Linked DNA regions of Homo sapiens: region 1 is linked to region 2. A link is an interaction called in ENCODE POLR2A ChIA-PET data of the cell type or tissue named here. Cell type or tissue: B cell. All regions are shown on one strand. Each heading gives the region's core, and the rest is flanking DNA. Links, peaks and the distances in the headings are about the cores only.

What was found. ChIA-PET counts read pairs that join two places held together with the same protein. Peaks named below come from ENCODE experiments on the same cell type or tissue, not always from the same donor. Only the 100,000 strongest peaks of a DNase experiment are listed, where the experiment ranks them.
Region 1: POLR2A ChIA-PET joins it to region 2 with 10 read pairs; 2 of 35 experiments call an interaction of 5 or more read pairs at or near these places.

The regions. Positions count from the first base shown.
Region 1 is chr1:15,446,789-15,452,159 of GRCh38, forward strand. It overlaps CTRC (chymotrypsin C), which reads left to right. Exons shown (of 8, transcript NM_007272.3): 8 at 1-2,454. Among named protein-coding and RNA genes, the nearest start is that of CELA2A, 7.3 kb to the right of the region's middle. In B cell, for the core only: no CTCF peak of the experiment used is centred there; no DNase peak of the experiment used is centred there; H3K27me3 peaks cover 926 bases.
Region 2 is chr1:15,381,171-15,386,541 of GRCh38, forward strand. It overlaps FHAD1 (forkhead associated phosphopeptide binding domain 1), which reads left to right. Exons shown (of 34, transcript NM_001391957.1): 30 at 61-281; 31 at 858-1,023. Among named protein-coding and RNA genes, the nearest start is that of EFHD2, 26 kb to the right of the region's middle. RefSeq lists enhancers at 2,931-3,578, 3,579-4,226, 3,583-3,702. In B cell, for the core only: no CTCF peak of the experiment used is centred there; a DNase peak (open chromatin) is centred at 3,381; H3K4me3 peaks cover 229 bases; H3K27me3 peaks cover 470 bases.

The DNA of each region.
Region 1 (5,371 bases), core at 220-5,219, 66 kb after region 2:
GGCCGGGAGAGAGGGCCAAGGAAGGAGCCTCCTGGGGCATTAATGGGAGGCAGGGGGCTGGGGTGGAGAGCCCAGGGAGTCCTGCGTGAAGCCGGAGGGGATGGGAGTGAAGGACGCATCAGACACCTTCCCCGCTCCATCTCACAAGCTGCGAACAGGTGAGACCCTGATGAAATCACTCGCTTCTCCGATCCTACCTCCACCGAGGGGCCTGGCAGGTCCTCACAGCCCCCCAGCAGCAGGTGGAAGACAGGGTCTCCCCAAAAGCAGCGTCCCCCAGGCCAGAGAGACCAGGCCACAGGAGGATGGCCAAAGCTCAGGGACAACCACTCCTGGGGAAGGGGCTCCCTAGCAGGGACCCCCCACCCCCACCCCGCAGCACAGACCCCATGGCTGCTGTTGGCAGGGGCTCTCTGCTTTGAGAAGTGTTTAGTGAGCCAGCCCCTGTGTCCAGTCCTGTGCTGGGCATGATGAGGGTACAGGAAGAGGAAGAGACCCCAGCATCATCCTCAGGAGACATACGTTTGAAGAAGGCAATGGTTTCCACACAGAATCACAGTGGTCAGAGCTGGATATGCTTTCATTGCATTAGACAAGTGGGGAAACTGAGGCCCAGAGAGAGGAAGGAGTTGGGATAGCTGGCAATGCCTGATCCAGGAGAAGAGAGTTCTCCTGAGGCTGACAAGAGGCCAAGAGGAGCCAGAGATGAGATAGACCCAGTGTCCAGGGAGGGACATGCCAGTGGGATCAGACCCTGATGACAGGGGCAGCCAGAGATGAGAGAGATCCAATGTCCAGGGAGGGACATGCCAGGGGGATCAGACCCTGATGATAGGGGCCTCTGGCCTGGCCTGCTCCTGGGAATGTCCTGTTCTGTGGGGGTGCCCCCAGCCCAGCCTCTGGACCCCTCGCTGGAGAGCCCTCGGCTGCAGCTACCTCAGACTGGCCCAAGAGTTGTCCCTTTTCTCCACCAGACTTTGTCCCCTGGGAGTGGGGACCATGGTGTGACTCCCACACCCCCATGATGCCAAGGCAAGTCTCAGGAAAGACTTGACTTACTCAACAAGCAGTGGGAGCTACAGGGAGCCCAGCACCACCCAGACCCGGGAATCCAGGATGGGGGTACCCCAGCTGTGCAGGAGACAGACCAGTAAATAGATCATTAAATTCCCTGGTATACATTTGAAAACAGAAATACAGACCAGAAGCATAGAAACAGGACACCTGAAGCAGTGTCAGTTGGCGGGAGGAATCCAGGATGGCTTCCTGGAGGTGATGATGCCCAAGCTTGGTCTTAAAATTTGACTAGAAGGTACCCAAGTACAGAACGTAGTCCTTCTTAAGTTTGCTTAATCTAAACTTCATTCCCACCTATCCTCTTCTTTTTTTTTTTTTTTTTTTTGAGACGGAGTCTTGCTCTGATGCCCAGGCTGGAGTGCAGTGGCACAATCTCAGCTCACTGCAACCTCCACCTCCCAGGTTCAAGTGATTCTTCTGCCTCAGCCTCCCAAGTAGCTGGGATTACAGGCACGCACCACCATGCACAGCTAATTTTTTTTTTTTTTTTTTAGACAGAGTCTCGCTCTCTCACCTGGGCTGTAGTGCAGTGGTGCCATCTCGGCTCACTGCAAGCTCCGCCTCCCAGGTTCACGCCATTCTCCTGCCTCAGCCTCCTGAGTAGCTGGGACTACAGGCGCCAGCCACCATGCCTGGCTAATTTTTTTTTTTTTTGTATTTTTAGCAGAGACGGGGTTTCACCGTGTTAGCCAGGATGGTCTCGATCTCCTGATCTCGTGATCCACCTGCCTCGGCCTCCCAAAGTGCTGGCATTACAGGCGTGAGCCACCGTGCCCGGCCCCAGCTAATTTTTTTGTATTTTTTTAGTAGAGATGGGGTTTCACCATGTCGTCCAGGCTGGTCTCAAACTCCTGACCTCAGGTGATCTGCCCGCCTTGGCCTCCCAAAGTACTGGGATCACAGGTGTGAGCCACCACACCCGGTCTCATTCCCAGCTATCTTCTTTTGTGTATGTCTTTATATTGGGGGTTATAAATGCTAAATGCTTGCTGTCCTCAGATCCCTTGTAGTTAGGGAGCTAATTAAAATGTTAATTAATATTACAATGTTATTTAAGCAATGTTAAATAATATCTAACATTTATTGGGCACTTAGTATGTGCCAAGCACTATCCTATAGGTTTTACATTATCTCAATCCCCAGAAACAATCCCATGAGGTAGGTTACTATTAACATCATGCCCATTTTACAGATGAGAAAACTGAGGCCAGACAGGGTTAGTGACTTCCCAATGTGTGAACTAGAAGGTAGTGGAGCCGGAATCCAGACTTTAGTGATCTGACTCCAGGGCCTGTGCTCTTGTCCACCATGCTCTGCTGCCCTGCAATGTAAAACATCCTCCAGAAAAAAAATAAATAAATAAAAACTTCCCTGATGAGAAAGATCTGACATAGCTGGTGCTGCCCCTTCCCCTTCTTCCTGCCTTGAATATGGATGTGATGCCTGGAGCTGAGGCAGCCATCTTGTGGCCAAGATAATTACAGAGATGTCAGCTTAGACCTCATCAAGCTGTAGATCCCATGCCAGCCACCATTTTCCTCTGAATGTCTGGCTACGTGAAAAAAAATACATCTGCATTTGTTTTAGCCACCGAAGTAGATTTTCAGTTACTTGCTAATCAATTCACTAGGGAACAGAAGGGGTCACTTTCCAGCCAAGGGAACAGCATGAGCAAAGCTATAGCGACTGCTTGGAAGAAACTCCGGTGTTGCCAGAGCATAAAGTCAGGGGCAAGGGCAGAGTGACCAATTGTCCTGGTTTGCCTGGGCTGAGTTTTCCCAGACATGGGAGTTTCAATGCTAAAACTGGAAGAGTCCCAGGCAAACCAAGATGGTTGTTGCTTGGAGGGGCAAGTGACAAGGCTGGAGAGGAAGCAAACGCCCTTAGGGAAGGCCTTGTGCAGTGGTAGGGGCTGCTGGGACTTCCTGCTGAGGGCAGTGGGGGCTGTAGAGGGCTTTTAGATAGAGAAGTGGCCACTGTGGTCCGATGTGTACACTACAGTGTCCATCAGACAGCTGTGGGGAGGGTGATTTGGAGCAGGCAAGAGTGGAGGCAGACAGGCCAGTAAGGAGGCTGCTGCAGCAGTCTAGGCCAGAAATAATGCAGCCCGGATGGAGGCGGTAATGAAAAGGAGAAAAGGGAGGTTTCAGTAATTATTTAAGGGGTACAGTTGTAGCGTTGAGCAGCAAGCCTCCAGCCCCACATCTACACAAACTTCCAGGAATCTGATTAATTATCAAAACGATTGTTTGTCAGGAGCCAGGCATGGTAGCACACACCTGTAGTCCCAGCTACTTGGAAGGCTGAGGCAGAAGGATGCTTGAGCCCAGGAGTTCGAGACCAGCCTGGGCAACATAGCAAGACCCTGTCTCTACAAAGAATACAAAAATTAGCCAGGCGTGGTGGCATGTACCTGTCGTGGCAGCTACTTGGGAGGCTGAGACAGGAGGATCACTTGAGCCCAGGAGGTCAAGGCTGCAGTGAGCCGTGATCATGCCACTGCACCCCAGCCTGGTCAACAGAGTAAGATCCTGTCTCAGAAAACGAGAAAAAACAACAACAAAAATTACCATTTGTTAGCTAATACATGGTGAAACACAACCCACAGTTCGGTTTGTTCAACAAGACTGTAAAATTTGGCCAGGCGCGGTGGCTCATGCCTGTAATCCCAGCACTTTGGGAGGCCAAGGTGGGAGTGGATCACCTGAGGTCAAGAGTTCGAGACCAGCCTGGCCAACATGACAAAACCCTGTCTCTACTAAAAGTACAAAAAATTAGCCAGGCGTGGTGGCAGGCACGTATAATCCCAGCTACTCGGGAGGCTAAGGCAGGAGAATCACTTGGACCTGGGGGGTGGAAGTTGCAGTGAGCCGAGATCGTGCCACTTCACTCCAGCCTGGGTGGGCGAAAGAGCAAAACTGTCTCCAAAAAAAAAAAAAAAGAGTGTAAAATTCTCAGCTTTGGGGACAAGATCCATTATTATGCCCAAGAATCAATGCCTATGTATGGTAAACAGAATAATGCTCCCTGCAAAAGATGTGTACACCCCAACCCCCAGAACCTGTGAACATGTTACCTTACTCAGCAAAAGAGATTGTTCAGATATGATTAAATTAAGGATCTTCCCATGGAGTGACCATCTTGGATTATCTGGGTGGGGTCTGTGTAATCAATAAGGGTCCTTAGAACAGTGAGACAAGAGGGTCAGGGTCAGAGAGAGATTTAAGGATGCTGCACTGCTGGCTCTGAAGATAGAGGAAGGGGCCATGAACCAAGGAATGCAGGCGGCCTCTGGAAGCTGGTAAAGGCCAGGAAATGGATTCTTCTCTACACCTCCAGAAGGGAACAGTCCTGCCTATACCTGGACTTTAGCCCAGTGAGGAAAAACTGTGGACTTCTGACCTCCAGAACTACAAGATAATAAATGTGTGTGTTTTTTGCCACTAAGTTTGTGACAATTTATTACAACAGCAATAGGAACCAGATTCACCATCCTTCCTCCCGTGTTAGAAGGCAAAATCCAAAGCGCACTGTGGTGGGTGTAGTGGGGAGGGAGAAGGAGGGGTCAGGAAGGACTCCCTGGGATCTGGCTTGGGTGAGAGTAGGGATTTGTGGACTTTGTCCCAGAGGTCACAAACTGGTGGCTGGAAGGGAGGGAAACTGGAAACTTAGGCACTGACCCTCCCACCTCCACCTTCTGCCTGGGGGCTGGGAGGCCTGGAAGGGGCTGCTGAGAGCCCCACCAGCCACTGATCCACTAGTGTGCCATTGGATGCCTAATAGCCGTTGCGTGGCTAGCATATATTGAGCACTTGCTAATTTGTGTTAGGCTCCGCCCAAGGCTTCATATATATGACCTCATTTCATCCTCATGGCAACCCTGTTTATTATCCCTCTTTACAGATGAGGAAACTGAGGCTCAGAGAGATTTCAAACCTCAGCCCAGATCACACAGCTAGCAATGGGGCACCATGATTTAAACCCAGGTAGTCTAACTCCAGAGCCTGTGCAACTAACAACTTGTGGTTCTGCCATGAATCCTAAAGTCTAAGGATGCCCTTGCACGCTGACCTCCTCTAGTGACCAGGGAGGTGTAGCCTGTGGGGGTGCCGAGAAGCCTCAATAAAACCAGCAATAAGCCCAGAGAGACAGAGGCTTGAGAGAATTATTGCTCCCAGATGCTCACAAAAGACTTTCAGCCACTGTATCAGCTACCAGAGGTGTGATAATGCTGCCTAACAACCTACCCCAAACTCCTAGTGGCATGCAGTGGTGAGCACTTATTGCTGACACA
Region 2 (5,371 bases), core at 256-5,255:
TTAAAGCGGCCACCAGCGGCCGCGGGTAATGCCTCTTATGCGCGAACGTTTTCCTTGTAGTACCTGGATATGAGCAAAACCCTCGGAAGTCTCATGAACATCAAGAATATGTCAGGCCACGTGTCCATGAAATACCTCTCCCGCCAGGAGAGGGAGAAGGTCAACCAGCTTCGACAAAGGGACCTCGACCTGGTGTTTGATAAGATCACCCAACTCAAGAACCAGCTGGGGAGGAAAGAGGAGCTGTTGAGAGGATATGAAAAGGACGTTGAACAGCTCAGGTACCTCGGCACCCCCATGTCCCCACAGAAAGGCCCGGGCCTCCCTTCTCCTGGCTAAACTCAGGCTAGCAGCAGACCTCTAGGCCTGGGACAGGAGGACAGAGACCCACGTGTGGAATACCTGCAATGTCAGAAGGGGACCAGGGAGGGCACTGACTAGGCCTGGTAGAGGGAATTCTGTCCCCGAGATCACGGCTGCAGAAGTGCACGGTTTCCCCATTCTGTGAACTATTTTCTGTGCAAGCTGCACCTCTTGCGACCCTTGACTTATGGTTTCCCAGTTGTGTAGCATTGACAGCTCCGTCATATTTTCAAGAGTCGCAGTTCCCCACTCCCCAGGAAGTCAGGAGGGGCTGGTAGCACATCCTTTATCCCCTCCCGCTACACACATTCGGCTGATGAATGGCTCGTTCTGCTCTCTGTACCCCAAATCTTCGTCATGCTCTCCTGCTTGTGATGACACTCCTGAGTGAGCCCCCACTGTGGATGTATTTTGAGAGACTTCCGGGTCTGGCACATTGATGATGATTGGGAAAGATAAGGGAAAAACAGACGCCATCTCTCCTGTGCACCCAGGCGGAGCAAAGTGTCCATTGAGATGTACCAGTCGCAGGTGGCAAAGCTGGAGGATGATATCTACAAAGAGGCCGAAGAGAAGGCCCTGCTGAAGGAGGCCCTGGAGCGCATGGAGCACCAGCTGTGCCAGGAGAAGAGGATCAACAGGGCCATCCGGCAGCAGAAGGTGAGGCGCTGCTGCCCAGGGCAGAACCTCCCAGGCTGCCCTGCAGCTCCCATTAGCAATGGCCGAGGGTGGTCCCTGGAGGATCCAGGTAGCACAGAACACAGGGATGGATGCAAAGGGAGGCAACTGGATAGCTTTTGCATCAGACAGACCTAGATTTAGACCAGAGCTCAACCACTTGCTATGTGACCTTAGATAGGTTTCTTAACCTCTCTGAGACTCATGGTGCTCATCTGTATTTTTTTTAATGGTGGTTGTTATTCATATTTATATCAATCTGCCAGGTGCTAGGGATACATAAGCTCTCAGAGAGTGGAGATTTGGATTCACTATTCTGAGTGCCTGGCACGCGGTAGACACCCAGTAAATATTTGGTGAACGGATGGGTGGAAGGACAGACAGGTTGATGGACAGATGGAAGAATAGATGGACTGAGGAGTATACAGGTGGATGGGCAGATGGATGTCCTTGAAGAACATATCCCTTAGTGTGGAACAGAGAGCTGACTTCAGGTGGATTTCATAGCTGAAGGCTGTCGAGGCTGTGCAGTCCAGGAAGGGCACTCAGCCTGGTTAGAACATGCAGCGAGGGCCTGCCAAAGCCACAATGCCGCCAGTGACCGCAAAGGAGAGCTGGAGTTTGTCCACCAAAGGGATGAGAGGGTGGACATTCCCGGCTGAAGGAGCCGCAGAGGAAAGGTGTGAGGATGAGATTTGCTCCCTGGCACAGAGTTGGAAATAACACTGGCTTGAGAAACCGAGATTCCAGTCTCAGGCTGGTGACCCAGCGAAAATGGGTCCCCCTCCCACCACACACACACACGCGCACGCGCACACACTCTGGTATCTCATCTGTAGCATGGTACAGGAGTCAGCCGGTCCTGGGCTCAAATCCCCGCACTTATTAACTGTGCGACCTTGTGCAGATCTCTTTGCCTCTCTGAGCCTTGCTTTCCTCATTAGTAGATGGGAGCTTCCAGCCCCTGCCTCGCAGACAGATGGTGAGGATGAAAGAATGCAGGCATCCCTCGCTATCTGCTGTCCACTCTCGCTGTCGTCATACCTCAGGAGCCAAGTGCTTTTGGATGGTGAGGGTGCTTGTCCCGTCTCTGAAGCACCTGCCCAGGGCCTGGCACCAGCCGGCGGACACTGCCTTCCCCATGCTGCCCATGACCCATGCTGCCCGTGACCCATGCAGGTGGTCTCCTGGGTGAGTCCTGCCTCAGACCCGGTAGGGTCTACACACTGGAAAGTTTCCCCAAAGCAAGTCACACATGAGCAGCACCCGGGCGGCTTCCAAAGCTCCCTGAAAGCTGGCAGAGGGGCTTTCCTGTCTGCTTTGCAGTTGACATATTCATCATCCACTCCTGCAGTCCACAAGGCACTGGAACAGTGACCTCTAAATAGAGCCAGACTCTCCCTTTCCTTCACTCTTGCCTAAGGTGGAGCAGATCCCAAGGCTGGGGTTAGGCAAGTCAGGGAAAGAACCACAGTCACTGTTTCTTCATGACCGTCTCCAGGCCAGGGACTGGGCTCACCTGAGCTTTGCAGCCGTGATAGGGCTTATTAATGCCTCTAATAGCCCTGCCTGGTACGATGATCCCTATTTTACAGATGAGGAAACTGCGCCTCAGAGAGTTAAGAGGCGCCCAAGTGCACACAGCGGCTGGTAAGGACAGCTGGGACCTGACCCCAGATCCCTCTGACCCTGGTTCTCCTGCTGTCTGCAGGGTTGGCCGTGAGTCCCCTCCTTGTAACTGTCAGCTTTTATGTGTGTGTGCATTCTCGTGTGTGTGTACATTCTCATGTGTGTGTGTGTGTGCACATGTGTACCATGTGCATGAGGGTTTGGCTGTGTGTGACACTATGTGTGTGTGTTTGTGTGTGTTGCCTGCCTGAGCTCAGAGAGAGCCAAACCCCCAGAGAAGGGTGCCCCCTCCACCAACCAGGTGAGCTCCTTGCAGAGGCCTGGCCTTCATCCCACAAACCTTGCAGACCACAGGCTCCCTGGCTTGCAGCCCCCAAAAATGAAGGCAGCGCTCTGCTCTGGACGTGGCCTTTCCAGCACTCACCACTCTGAATTAAACATCACAGGCCCCCATCTGCACATGTCGTGGGGCTGCCTCGGGCAGAGGACCGTTTCCTTTTACGCTGTGCCATGCCAGGGAGATCTGGGCAGCAGCAGAGTCCTGAGATGTCCTTTGATGTACCCACAGGAGAGTTCGCTCCTTCCCGAGGCAGTGTCCCCCAGGGCTTGGCAGGCCAGGCCCACAGCAGAGACACCAAACCACAGAATGGGACGGCAGAGGGCCCTAAAAAGCCCATTGTCATGCACTGGCTGAAAATGAAAGAAAACCTGCAGATTTACATAATCAGTCCACATGCATTATTCATGGCCTCCCTAGGCACACACAATGCGGGCTGGCCAGCCTTCCACCGAGCGGGAGGAGGAAGGTCCGAAGCGGCCAAGCCAAACCTGTGTCAGCGTCCCCAGCTGGAGCTGGGAACTTTCAAATTCATGGAATTCACAACGTAGGGAAAGATTTGATAGGAAGTAGAGCCACGATCACAGCAAGGCTGATGGTATTATGTAAGGAGCACTTGCTGTCAGATGCACCCCACAGGGCACGGCCCACCCTCACCTCACATCAGCCTGCGAGGAGGGCTGCCGGGCATCTGCCCGCTGAGAGGGGAAACTGAGGAGGTCGGAGGGCAGTGTCACCGGGCTACTCAGCTACAGAAACGGGACCTCAGCGACCTCCGATCCCGGCCCTCCCAGCCCATCCACTCATCCCCCCTATTCCTTTCCAGGATGCACCCCGCCTACTCCATCACCATTTCTCTCGGGGTTCATCCCCAGGCTCAGTTTGCATTTAAGGTTTGTGACTAACATGTCATCAGAAACTCCTGTTTGTCAAGGGAAAAAGGGGGAAAATCTTTTTTTTTTTTTTTGCTTGCTGTTCAAGAATTTGACAACATCAGAGAAAACAGTTTTTTTTCAGTGGTGCAAGACTCGAAAGGGAACCTGTATACATCTGTTTAGGCAGCAGCTGCTCCCTAGGAGAGGAAAGTAGAATTCCTTTAAGTTTCACACCTAACATTTTCACAAAGAGTCGATTTTTTTCCACGTCTCCTGTATAAAATCTCAGTGCCCCTTCATAAAGATGGAACAGTTGAGGCTCTGGGAAACGAAATTACTCACCTTGAGTTTCAGAACTATCCGCCCCTGACACACAGACAACCACTGTAGTTTTAACACTTGAACATCTCTTCACGGAGCAGAACTTCCCAGAGTCCAAAGTCATACTTCCAGCTGGGCAGGGTAGCTCACGTCTGTAATATCAGAACTTTGGGAGGCTGATGCAGGAGGATCACTTGAGACCAGCCTGGGCAACATAGCAAGACACCACCTCTAAAAATAAAAATAAACAAATTAGCCAGGTATGGCACCACACACCTGTAATCTCAGCTACTTGGGAGGCTAAGGCAGGAGGATCAATTGAGCCTAGTAGTTTGGGGCTGCAGTAAGCTATGATCGCACCACTGCCCTCCAGCCTGGGCAACACAGCAAGACCTTGTCTCTTTTAAAACAGAAAAAAAGGCATAGTTCTATACTAATACCTCTGGCTGTGCAAATCAGACCTGACATAAAATGTTGGGGAAAACCTCAGTGCTGGTCATTCACAGAGAACCTCGTGGTCATCAGCCTCCTGACTCTGGGATGCCCTGGGTCCACAGCTCCCTGCAGTGACAGTGTGACAGTGACAATGGCCCAGGCTGTGCCCAATCTAGTCCACTTCCCACATCACTAAACAAGGCAGCAGAGTTTCTCCGAGATAAGAGGCAGACTTGGAGTCCAACAGATAGGGCTTAGGGTTCAAGCCCACCTCTGTCCCTGAGTGAGCCTCAGTAGGTGACTTTACCTCTGTCGCAGGTTTCTCAACAACAGCACCAATAACGGTAACAACAGGACCTGCTTCGTGGGGTGGTTAAATGGTGTGATGCCAGCAGAGCCTGTCACAGAGCAAGCTCAGTTACTCGGTTACTGTGGGGAAGAGAAAAGGCCACTCGGGGGCGGGGGCAGTGCCTGCATCGCTTTCAATGAGCTTCCTGCCCGCTGGCGAGTCCTGCAGACTCCGAGACTTTTTCCCGGGTCCTCCTAGAGCCGGCAGCGCCTTTGTAAAGCTGTCTTTTCTCTTTAGTGAATACAGCTAGGGCTACAGCCAAGAAACAGCTGACACTTTTCGTGAATGGGCTAAGACTGGGATTTTCAGTAGGAACATTTTAAATGCACAGAAGTTGCCCTTGGAGAAGGATGCAAGCCCGTTCTTCGGCCTTTGTTAGGACTT